Linked DNA regions of Mus musculus: region 1 is linked to region 2. A link is a contact called in ENCODE POLR2A ChIA-PET data. All regions are on one chromosome and are shown on one strand. Each heading gives the region's core, a stretch centred on a gene start or an enhancer-like site at or near the end of the contact. The rest is flanking DNA. Distances are from core to core; before and after follow the strand shown. Region 1 holds the start of Mtfr1l (mitochondrial fission regulator 1-like). Region 2 has its middle 11 kb from the start of Stmn1.

What was found. ChIA-PET counts read pairs that join two places held with the same protein, here RNA polymerase II (POLR2A).
Region 1: POLR2A ChIA-PET joins it to region 2 with 12 read pairs in Patski. The contact joins the promoter of Mtfr1l here to the enhancer-like site in region 2. POLR2A ChIA-PET finds 5 or more read pairs at or near these places in 2 of 5 experiments (Patski and embryonic stem cell).

Annotation. Positions count from the first base shown.
Region 1 is chr4:134,530,761-134,537,022 of GRCm38, reverse strand. Mtfr1l (mitochondrial fission regulator 1-like) reads left to right here and starts at 1,636. Exons shown (of 7, transcript NM_029759.4): 1 at 1,636-1,773; 2 at 4,271-4,396; 3 at 4,775-4,879; 4 at 6,234-6,262. The coding sequence starts at 4,382.
Region 2 is chr4:134,475,748-134,482,125 of GRCm38, reverse strand. No RefSeq gene overlaps it. Among named protein-coding and RNA genes, the nearest start is that of Stmn1, 11 kb to the right of the region's middle. Within about 2 kb of position 3,970, at least 1 of the 3 ENCODE cell types and tissues checked has a DNase peak (open chromatin) inside an H3K27ac peak, as active enhancers do.

The DNA.
Region 1 (6,262 bases), core at 387-2,886, 57 kb before region 2:
CACACACACACATACACACAAACCCATAAGAAACGTTTAAATGGTCAGATGCCACACAGTGGTGGTGAAAGAAAGATGAAATTTCAAGACCTGTAAGTCATATAAAGTACTCAGAAATTGCTGGTTGTTTGTGAGCCTAGAGGCTGTCTGGGGCTGAGAAAAGAGAAAAACAAACCTGGGTATTCCCCGTAGTTAAAACACTCCTGGGAACATCTTGACCATAAGATAAAGAGGAATGTGAGGACATAACAGGGCTATCTGAACTGAGTCAACAACTCACAGAACTCTGACACCCTGCACGTACATGTAATTTTTCTCCTGATGTTTGAATAAGCCAATAGTGTGTTGCTATGCTGAATTCCACACCCCTAAGCCCCTTACCCCATAAAAACCCCTAGCTTTCCAGCCTCGTGGCCGACATCCGTTATCTCCTGTGTGGGATGCATGTCGGTCCGGAGCTCCGTAATTAAACGACCTCATTTAATTCCATCAAGATGGTCCTTCGTGATTTTTTGGGTGCACACCGAATCGGGAATTGAGTGGGGGTTTCCCCACTAGGTTCTATCAGTGGCTTTGTCGCTGATAGACTATCTGACAGTGATACCCAACAATCAAAAAGGAGCTGAGAAATTCCAGCTATCTATCTTGGCATGTGCCCTACCGGTGTTTAGAAGTAAATGTCTACAATTGTGATACAACTTCCCTGGGATTTAGCACAGTTGCAACTGTGCAGGTTTTTGTAGCCTGGAGCAATAGGCTTTACCAATTCACCTAGGATGTAGTATATTCTGTAGGTGTGTGTACGTACTCACTCTATAATGTTTGTGTAACTCAGTCACCTAAGGACACGTTTCCCAAAGAGTACCCGTTCTTCAGCAACATATAACTGTAATTTCCAGAGGACAACAATAGAGAAATAAAGCATGTATGGGTGTAGTAAGGCAGGTCTGGGCATAATGCCCATTGTGACTGCACAAAGCTGTCCACCCACGAATCCAAAAGATTTGTCCCTGGCAGGTGGGGATTATAGGCTTTGGGAGAACTGGTGAGTCAGGCAAAGCCACGTGCAGAGAAGAAAGTGTATGCCCATTAACTGGATGCCATGGAGACCGGTAGAAAGAGCGACCTTGAGAGCTTTGGTGTCTCCGAGTGCCATCAATCCACCCATCTCATTAACAGACTGAACTATGCTGCACACGTGTGTACGTGTATGAGCGTGTGTGAGACAGAGAACTTTAAAATAGAAGACAGCTATTCCGAAGCACTGGAGGGCATGCCTGAAAGGCGAAAGCAGCCATTTTTGCTGGGGGATGTATCTGGGGGAGCATGAAATGGGACGAGGGTCCAGACTAGATAGGAAAGGCTGAAATGCCAAGATGAGAGGATTCGGAGATCTGCAGCAGGAGTATGGACTATTTCCAGTGCTGAGCAGCAACACTGGCAGACTACCGCTTCCCAGAAGTTTGTTGACACTAAACACGGGAAGCAACTCCTACGGCAGCAACTAAACTTGGGAGGAAAACTCCAGCGGGATGCGCGCACAGACTTCGTGCCCTCCCCCGGAGGGGTGAGGGCGTGGCCCGGGGAGGGGTGTGGCCTCCTGGCCGGTCTGCCGTCCACTCAGAGCCCGCGTCCATTCCGGGCCCCTCTCTAGGCCCGCCTCTCCTGGGCGTGGTGCTCGCCGCGCAGCTGCAAATGATTGCTTCCGGAGGCGGGTCAGCGGAAGTGAGGGACTTCGAGGCCGGGCCGCCCGCTGGGGTAGGAGGGGCTGAGGTGAGTGTGGCGCTGGAGTCCGGGCTAAGCCCGATGCGGGGTCCCACAGGAGACGGGCTCGGTGAGCGCCCTGGGCCGTCGCCGGCGTCTCCGTCCCGGCGCAGGGGAGCACGCGTTCCCTGTTCCCGTGCAAGTTCTCGCGGGAGTCGCCGCTGTCTGCCCCCCTCGGTGAGGGCACTGGTCCCCAGGCGTAGTTGCTGGCCGTGTCACCCAGCGGTTGGGGTCGCCCCAGCCGTTGGAGCGCGGTACGCCCCGGGCCGCGCGGCGTATCTGGGACCTACGCCGGCCTGGAGGCTACTGAGCGGCCCGGCCCGGCCCGCGGGTCCAAGGGCCGCTGGACGCGCGGTAGGAACTTGGCCGACCTTGGCCCGGGCCGGGTCGCCGTCGCGGGGGTGGGGACCCGTCGTTGAGGGCGCAGGGGGCTGCATCTTGCTGGCCACCGGCGCCTCGTGAGACCCTCGCGCGCTCTGCCCGGGTGTCCGCCGGGCACCGCTGGGCTAAAGTTTCTCCCTGGCCCAGGACCTGCCGGGTCGAGGCGCTCTCGGAGCAGAGAGGGTCTGCCGAGAGTGGCCGCACGGGAAGACGCGGGCACGGCCAGCGCAGAAGGAGCTGCGGCAGCGCCGATGTGCGGAGGGAGAGCCGGGGCTGCGGAACCGGCTAGAGCGTCTAGCGGGCACGCGGGGGGCGGGGCCTCGAAGCCAAGTTAGTGTCGCCTACAGCGGTTTCTTAAAAGCAAGCCAAGTGCTTACAGCGGCTGCCGGAGGCCGGGATATGGGCCGTTCGGTTACTTCCATTTCTGTTTTGAGCACCCTCGGAAGGCGATCCAGGCTGCCACGGAGTGAACTGCGAACCCCAGGCTGCCAGGGACAGAGTGATGGATGAGCTGGGTGCTGAGGGACTGAGATAAGCTGGATAAGTTGGGTCCCACAGAGGCAGTGGTATAGACTGGGGCACAGATAGGTGTGTTGGGAGCTGGTAGCCCGGTAGTAGCATGGCCCCAGCAGAAGACTAGGGAGTGAGTATGGTCGCAGATCGTGTACTTGCCAAACTGTATTAGAGCTTGGTCTTAAGAGAGCTGGAAGATGGGGTATATCCTGCTGGCAGGACTGTGGAGTCTAGAAGAGAGTTGAAAGATTTAAACACCAGAGTAATAGAACCGGCAGCTTGTTAAACCCGAGGTTTAGATTCGGTTGGAGTCTTTGGAGATGAAGCAGGACAGGAGAGGGCGTAATGGCAGGAGTAGCACAGTTAAGTGGCCTTTAGCAAGAAGTCTGGCACACAGGGACTTTGTAGGCTTGAACATGGCTGCACATATCAGAACCTGGACCAGACTTTAGACACTGTCCACTGAACAGCCATTTGGTGACTGGCTAGACAAGTTCTTTCCTCTCTCCATGTATACTCTCATGACAACTCTCTAAGGCAGAAGAGGAACTCCAGCTCTCCCTTAAGAGATGCCGACCATCCAGTTCATCTCCTCACTGTTGAGAGCCAGACCTAGGTTCTCCAGTGACTCTCACAAGACCTCTGGTCTGCCTTTTGCAATCCCTTGGGATGCTCTGTCCTCTTTAGAAGACTTTCACTTTCCTAGTCTCTCCAAACTCACCATGGGGCCCTGGGCTGTAGTTACCTCTTAATGAGACCCAGCCTTTCATTGAAAAATGTGTCCGGGTCCTGCAGGTCCCATTGGACTTGAGTTCCTTAAAAGCACAAATATCTGCATGCCTGGCACTAGTGGGTATTTTTGTGTTTAATAGACATAAACGCTCACTAATTGAACCTCCGTGCCAGGGCAGCTGTGAAGGGTACAGTTAGGAGTACTGCTTTGTATATTAACCTTATAAATTAATTCTCAAAATTTACGAGTAACTGTCTTATTTTAAATTTTGTTAAGCACTTTGCCCACCCAATTTCACTGACCTTTAGGGTAGTCTAGAGTGGCAACTTTACCTTTCTCCATTTTACCAATGAAGAAAGCAACATCCAAAAGCATTATAAGACACAGTCATAGATGAGGAGGACAAAACCTCTTGGGGCTGGAGGTGTGGTTCTGTGACAGAATGTTTGTAGTTGGGGGTGGGGTGATCCATTCCAACCACTTAAAGCTCTTTTCCCCATAGCCCAGTAGACTGAAATTAGCACGAGTTGGCCGTTGAATCTTTCTTACCCACTTGAATTCTCAAGAATAAATGCTTAGTTGGACGGCATTCTTGGTTTTGCTCTCTGTTGGGCTTTGTAACCACCAGAGTGCTCTCTCTACATCTTGGAGGTGTTGCCTCAGTTAACCTTAGAGCCTGGAAGTTTCCCTAGGTTGGTCGAGCTTTCTCAACAGGTCTGAAATGTAGCCTGTAATGGGTCTGGGTTTAGAAAAGCCAGGGACAAGGAAGGGCAGCCTTCGTGGCTAGCTTTCTTCCTTTAACCATTGGCGGTGCTGGTTTTAGTAATGGCTTATTTTGTGGCCACTCAGTGCTGCTGATCTCTGGGGGTTGTTTCACAGGAAAGGAAACCTCGTGCTCCTGGAAATGGCCTGATATGAAGGAGCCACCCCTCCAGCTTTCCCTGTGGGTGCCTCGTCCTTCAGGTACAGGAGCTGGCTGAAACATCAGGAATGGAAGCCAATGTGGTAAGGAGGCCCAAGCTGGGGGCTAGAGAGCCGAGTACTGTACTGGCTTAAGAATGATATGAGTCCCTGAGACACCAGTTCATGTTTGCTTTTCCCTGAAGCCCTGCCATTTGAGCAAGGCTGGGTCCTACTTTCTATTTTTTTTTTTTTTTTTTTTGTACAGAGAAACATGAGGGAGCCAGAACAGCCATACCACCTGCTAATTCTAGTTCCTTCTCTAGACCCTCCCAACCATTGGCATATGTTAGCAGCAGCAGCTGTAGAGACTGAGACTGGCCCTAACAATTGGCTTGACTCACCTCCAGGAAGAGAAAGGCAGGCAGGGAACAGTAGTTGGACTCACTCTGAGGTTTGGGGTTGTCTGTCTGTCTTCTCTAGACTATCCCAATCTGGCAAAACAAGCCACATGGGGCTGCTCGAAGTGTGGTAAGAAGAATTGGGACCAATCTCCCCCTGAAGCCCTGTCCACGGGCATCCTTTGAGGTGAGTGTACAGGAAGGGTTCTGTGTATGGGAGGTGGATGCTGCTTCTGTGCCTCCACATCTTGCCAGTTGCCAAGGCTTTTTTTTTTTTTTTTCTTTTTGCCTGCTTTCCTGGTCACTTTGATTTACTGAGTATTTATAATGGATCCTGGACACTGCCTTTCTGATTGCACACAGACATGTGACCACAACAGTCAGACTTCCAGAGTGCTCATAAATTGACAATCTTTCATCTTATATTTGTTGCTACTACTAAGTGACTGAGGTTTTATAAGCTTCCAGCAATGCATTTTTATCAGAGCAGGCCCCAAAGCCTTTGCTAAACCAGATCTCCAGATGACTTACATCTGAGGCATCTGTGCCTTGTGTCTCTGTCTCCGTGAGTGCTGTGACTCCTGAGTGGACCACTTTGCCTCTATTTTTAGTGTTTCTCTGTGGCCTCAAATCCCCATACTCTTCTGTGCAAACATGGCCACTCGATTACTGGGCCACTTTACTCTGTCTCTATGGAGGCTTTAAAAGCATCCACTCTACAGTAGAGATTCCTGACTGGCCAAGGTCTCTAAGACTTGCTTCCATTAAGAACTTGCGGTGAGGCACCAGCCCTGTGTTGGATGGTTATGGTGCAAGTATGGGAAGCAGAGACATAAATATGTGCATGAGGACCTGAGCCTTAGGTGTTAAGAGAAACGAAAGAGCAAGTTGAGTGAGTCTGTGTAGGAACTGAGTCCAGGGTTAGAAGTGGTGTCAGGGTTAGTGGTAGGTAAGATTGGGATGGGAAGTATGTGGTTCCCAGACAAGTGTCTCATTACTGAACACTATCCAGAACTGTCAAAGGAGCATGGGAAGGTCCTGGTTACTCAGAAGCAAAGGGAATACAGCTGTGTAGTGACACTGTAGGCGTTCCCTCACTTCTGACTGTATCCATGGCCAGATGCTACTGAGCCAAGACAGTTACGGATGCAGGCTCTTCAGAGTAGTATATGTGAGTAGCATTCATATTTAGTATGCGGGACTGAACAGATGGCTCAGCAGCTGCTTTTCCAGAAGACCCAGGTTCGATTCCCAGAACCCATAGGGCACCTCACAGCTGTCTGTAGCTCCAGTTGTAGAAGATCTGACACCTTCTTCTGCCATCTGTGGGTACCAGGTAGGCACATGGTACAGACATCATGCAGACAGCACTTTAAAGGGTGGAGGGGCAGTTCAGGCCAGTCCCATTAAATAGCCTGATTTGTAAGCAGGAACCTGTCCTTACTCTAGGAAGCTTTTCTAAGTGCTGGATTAGGGTCCCCTTTGCATTCATCTGATTAGTTCATCGAGTTGGGTAAATGTTGAATTTTGCTTTCTCACAGACCCTGCCCAACATCTCTGACCTGTGTTT
Region 2 (6,378 bases), core at 2,721-5,220:
TCCTTCTCCTTCTCCTTCTCCTTCTCCTTCTCCTTCTCCTTCTCCTTCTCCTTCTCCTTCTCCTTCTCCTTCTCCTTCTCCTTCTCCTCCTCCTCCTCCTCCTCCTCCTCCTCCTCCTCCTCCTCCTCCTCCTCCTCCTCCTCCTCCTTACAGCCTCTCATTGACCTGGAACTCACTAAGTAGAGTGCACTTAGGATCTTTCTGCCTCCACATCCCCACCTCGGTTATTTCTAAAAAAAAAAAAAAAACCACCAGACCTGGCCTTTCTTTACCTGGGCTCTGAGAACAGGACTCAAGACTTCATGTTTGGAAAGCAAGCATGTTGTCAACTGAGTTGTCTCCTTAAAATGGTTCCTTTTCCTCTGCTAAATATGCTCAATCAGCCGGGCAGTGGTGGTGCACGCTTTTAATCCCAGCACTCGAGAGACAGAGGCAGAGGCAGGAGGATTTCTGAGTTTGAGGCCAGCCTGATCTACAGAGTGAGTTCCAGGACAGTCAGGGCTACACTGGGAAACCCTGTCTCAAAAAAACAAAAACAAAACAAAATGTACCCAATCCCATTGTTACCTAAGGCTGCCTGTCAGTTGCCTTTTATCCGTCCCCATACTGGTCCCACCAGTGACCCTACCAGCACCCTGGTGGACGATATGTGCTGCTGTGATGTGGCCTACATTCCTAGCACTCAGCCCGAGATGAGCTTCTTGCAAACACGTTTGAGTGCAGGGTGCAGGAGGGCCCTTTCTGGTGCCTGACCACGAGAGCAGTCTGTGTCTATAGCAAGGGGAGGGGGCAAACCAGGGAATGGCTTTTTCCATATGAACAGAAAAGGCTCAGGAACCGGTGGCAGGTGGAGGAGCACTGCTTCTGGAATCAAACTCTCTGGGCTTGACTAGCACAGCCATTGTTAGGCAAGAGGCACGCCTTCTCCTTTCTTGCTATGGAATGGGAACAAGAATGCCTCCCCTGGAGAGAATGTGGTAAGAATGTGGTAAGGCTTATATAGAACGCAGGGAGAAATGTTGGTTATTTGGATTACCTCACCTCCGTGAGGTGAGAGGAGCCCCACCCCACCTGGCACATCAAACTCTAGCCCAGAAGGAACTTCTCAAGGGTCAACTGGGCAGGAACCAGGCCTGCCTTCCAGATGCCACCAGAGGGCGCACTTCTTGAGGCCGGGCTTCTGTGTTGCATGATGTTAAGTCTCTCTCCCTCCCTACACTAGAGTCTGATGCGTAGTTCTGTGGCCACTTTCTTCCTTTGGGTTCTGGCGATTGAACCTAAGGCCCTATGCATTCTAAGCACACACTCTAGCACAACCTCCGCCTATTAGTAGTGCTTGAATGACTGAATGGGTAACTTGGTAAATGTAGGAATCCCTTACCCTCCCCCGACTTTCTTTTTTATGTGCTATATGTCATGTTTTCGTGTGGGTATAGACGTGTATGTGTTCAGGTGTACACGCATGTGTGTTCATATTTTTTAATTGACTTCTTTATTTTTATTTCATGTGCATCAGTGTTTTGCCTGCGTGCATGTCTGTGTGAGGGTGTTGGATTCCCTGAAACTGGGGTTACAGGCATTTGTGAACCGCCATGTGGGTGCTGGAAATTGAACCCCAGGTCCGCTGGGAGAGCAGTCAGTGCTCTTAACCTCTGAGCCACCTCCCTAGCCCGTGTGTTCATATTCATGTGGAGGACAGCGGTTGACAGTGGGCATCTTTCCCCACTGTTCTTCATGTTATTATTATAGTATTAGTATTGACAGGGTCTCACTAGGTAGGCCAGGCTGGCCTTGAACTTAGAACCCTGCTTGCCTCTGCCTCCTAGGTACTGGTTTTAAAGGCTTATACCACCATGCACTCCCCACCAACTTTTTGATACATGTTCTCTCATTAAGCTCAGCTCACCAACTGGCTGGACTGGTTAGCCAGAGAGCTGCAGGGAGCCACCTGTCTGCCCACTCTCCTTAATCTCCCAATGCCTGGCTACAGTTGTGCATCAGGCCCGGCTTTTTAATGTGAGCGCTGGATCAAACTCAGGCCCTCCAGCTTATATGGCAGGCACTTGGCTGCCACTTTGAGCCAGCAGTCTAAATATGTAACTGATTTAATTTGCCTTCTGCAACAGAACCTGGACGGCAAGTCCTTGCTCCTGTGGCAGCTAAATGATATCGCCAAGGCCCAAAGACATTATCTGTCCCCTGCTCCAGTCACCTTTGTCATGAGACTTTTACCCTCAGAGTCACAAGCTGACTGCTGCACTCCAGGCATTGTACCTGTTCCAGGCAGGGGACAGGGGATGGCAGTAAGAAGAGGTGGTATAAGCAGAGGCTAGACCAGTGCTCAGGAAAAGCCATGCAAGTCTTTTCTCAGGAGAGAATGGATCAGAGGGGTCTGGCAAGCCTACCATGATGGCCAAATGGAATCACCGAGGGGGATCGGTCAAGAGGAGATGGTAAGCGTGGTTACCAGACACATCTGAGATGCTGGATCTGAACAAGAAAGGGACCTGGGAATCCAACTTGAGAGCACCCTGAGCATGTGACCCTTGACCCCAACCTTCAATCCCCTGTAAACCATGAGTGGGGATGAGAGTAAAAATGACAACACAAGACTATCTGAGCTTTAAGATGGCATGCATAAACTCTTACTTACTGTGAATATATACATCAGTAAGAGTTCAGAAAACGAGTCATAGCAAGAAAGGAGAGAAAGAAAAGCACACGCAGACAGCACAGGTGCCCAGGGAAGGAGGGTCAGCAGGGTGGACAGTGGTCCTCTCAGAGGAGACACAGAGTGTTCAAATGTCAACACGCTCCCTCCAAACTGACTGAGTACTTCTATCCCGCCTCATTCTCTAGACCAGGTTGGCCTTGAACTCACAGAGATCTGCCTGCTTCTACTCTCTGAACTCTGGGATGAAAGATGTGCACCGCAATACCTGGCTTACAGATATTTTAAGTTCCAGAAAGAACAGAGAGACTCCTGGAGGGGCTGGACAAAAATCCAGCTGTGGAGATGTCCCAGGGGCTGCTGCAGTGGGCTGTGGGTCCCACATTTGTCTTCCTGTCAGGGCCAGGCTGAGAAGACCCATGAAGTTGTGGATCAGTCACTGAGGGAAGATGGCAGGCCCCCAGTGTGTTGCTTCTCTAAACTCAGTCCCCAGCGTTTACTGCCAGCTGTAGGGATTATGGTGCCGGCAAGAACACCCAAAGCCCTGTACAGCTGCCAGGCTGCACCTTGAATCCTATTCTCTGTGACTCAAAAAACAAAACAAAACAAACCCTCTTTGGCTGCTGTATGGAAATTGAACAATCTCTGAGACCATTACTAATTGCCTAAGACAGCTGGCAAGTCGTTTATGTGGCTCGAGGCTCTTCTAAATAAGGAGGGTGGCCTCCACCTAGCACTGAGGGCTACCTCCAGAAGTTGATGTGGGGATTATAGACAAAGGCCCCTCCTCACCTGGGGCAGAGCGACATCTTGCAAACTCTTATGCCTCCATGTTCCAGGATGAGTTAAGGAACCTGTAGCCTTAGACGGAACACCACAGTGGCCACTCATCTGCCCCAGTAGTGAACGACACAACCGTGCAGGGAGAGTCCCTAGGTCCTGCTGTGTAATACCGTGCCTTCAAGGATGGTTGCCTCTTCTAAGGACTGAAGAGTAGTAATTGTAATTAAGGTGTCTCATCCTAAGCATTTTCCTGGCAACAAAATAAAAAACACTATGGACGTGTGTGCCTGTGTGTATGTGTGTGTGTGTTTGCATGTGCACACACATGTGGAGGGCAGAGTGTTGTCAGGCCTCTCAGCAGCTGTCCACCTTGCGTTTTGAGACAGGAGTCTCTCACTTAGGCTGAGCTCTTTGAAGCCAGTGCCCCTGCCGGCCAGCAGGTGCACCGGGAGGAGAGAGCTGTGGTGCGCAAGTCCTGCCACCAGGGGGCAGCAGCCACCAGGAGCGGACTGTGGGTGGGACTGAAAGCCAAAGCGTAAAGGTTTTTCAAGAAGCCTAAAATCAAGATTCTTCTGTGCAAATGTCAACTCATCCAATCATTTAAAATGCAGCACGGGCCAGCAACGTGCCTGATGACTGAAGATGGCTGAGGGCTGTCAACTTGTCAGCTTGTGCCTTCGGGTGTAGGAGGATTCCAGTTAAGAGTTGGACACCTCCAGGGTTAGTTTAGTTGGCAGAGCTAACTCCCCATGGGGTCCACAGGGCAAAGCAGGTGCACTGAGGTAGACTATGGGAGTGGTTATCTAATTCAGCATAATATCTCTACATTTACTTACATGGATCCTTTGTGTACATGTGTAGGTGCAGGCTGGTGGTTCTGGGGACTGAACTCACACACCTGTATTTACGTGTCTCGCTGTCCCAACAGAATGTCTGACTGTCTCTTTATTTGCAGAGATAACAGTCCTGGAGCATCTGGTTCTTTCCACCTGTCTCTCTCTTCCCTTGGATCAGTCTTGTCTCTTTAGGACTTAGTGGTCAGAGGCAAGGGCCTGGCCAGAAGGTGCTACCGTTTGAAGCCCATTACAACTAAGCTTTAAAAATCTACATGCATGTCTAAAACCTTTTTCTGTGCCTTTTAAAAGAAATGAGTTAGGGCGTCATAAATCCCAGGCTGGCTTCAAAACCACGATACAGCAAAGGACGACAGGAACTTTGGATCCTCCTGTCTCCCAGTGCCCGGGCCTGGTACAAGTGTATGCTCTCACAGCTGATGTGTATGGTGCTGGGGGTGGAACCAGAGTGGGCTTTATGAATGCTAGGCAACTGCTCTGCCGACTGAGCCCCATCCCCGAGCTCTTACACCTCCTAAGTGCAGAACTGGAGCTTCCACTGATGGTAGGCTCAAGCACAAGGATGCTCAGCGTTCTGTGTGAGCGGCAGGTGTCAGGAGACCTCACTCTTCTAGAAGTTTCTGGGACCTCAAGTTCAGCTCACTGTGGGGATCCCTGGCATCTGGTCACAGTGAGTCATGCGGTCACAGCGAGTTGGCAGTCTTACCAGACAGAGAGCCAATCTTGGCTTGGCAGGTAGCTTCCAGGGCACCTAGGCTAACCTGCATTCCAACAAGGTCCATAGAGACCAGGCCTTGCCTTTGGCTTATTCTGAATCACGGTTAACACCGAGTCAAGACAGCCGGGCTGTCGGGGAAGGCAGCCACTCTTCTCTCCAGTGCACTTACCTAGAAACCACAACCATCCACTGTGAGGTTGTGCAGAAGGGAGGGGAGCACTTATGACCTGCTGGGATGGGGCAGAACCTCTTTCCCCACACACAGAGTAGCAAGAGATGATTGTGAACTGCTTTGAAGGGCGTGGCCCGGGTTACACGTAGGGCTTTCTGCTAGCAGAGTTTGGATGCAACAGTAGGGTAATGGGGGTATCCAAGTCTAGAAGGCACGGGGCTGCCAGATACCACCAACCCTTTCAGGCAGCCCGGAGCCTGGGGTGGACTCTCTTACGGGTTCAGTAGGCATGTGACCCAATTCTGACCGTTCATTTTTCTCTCGCCGCATTATTCCCATTCCCTTGTGGGCTCCTGAGTGGTTTTTCTCCTGTATCCCTGGTCTCGCTGCACAACCCAGCTTGGTCCTCAGTGAGTCACACAGACCCCTCTAGAGCCCTCCAGCAAGCACCCTCCCTCCCTCTTCACCAGTGTGGCTCTAGCACCCCCGCCCCCAAACATGGTCTCTTCTCAATCTAGTGTCTATCAAGTCACCCCCGTCTATGTTCTCTTCCTTAAAAATCCATGTTCTGACAGGCGGTGGTACCTTTAACCCTAGCACTCTGGGAAGCAGAGGCAGGCAGATCTCTTGAGTTCAAGGCCAGTCTGGTCTACAGAACAATTTCTAAGACATAAAGAAACCTTGTCTCAAAAAAACAAAAAATGAAATGAAATCTGTGTTCTAACACCTGTCTTTGTGAGGCCTCCACTACTTAGGATAGAGGGACAGCCTCCCAGCACCCACTATGACAGCCTCTCTACACCTGCCACAATGGCAGGCTTTATAAGTGTATACTAGGCAAGTGCTTTGTCTGGGGCCGGAACTGAGTCCGCTGACAAAGGGGCTAGCTCAAGCCCTTTCCCGCCTAAGCTCCTCAGGCCACCCATTCCTTACAGTTACTTCTAAGTACTTGGCCAAGCCCGTGGTTCTTCCCACTCTCGGGTGAGCCGTCTCCAAACTCGCGTGTGAACACAGGCTGAGTAGGGACCCACCTCCTCTCCCTAGCACACAGCCCAGGGTAGAGTACACTTGGAGTGCTTGTTAAACTTATTTTACATCCTCAGGCCTTAGAGAAAGGGCCTCAACTATAACCCAGACTGGCCTTTTAACTCCTGGAAGTCCTCTGCCTCAGCCTCTTTAA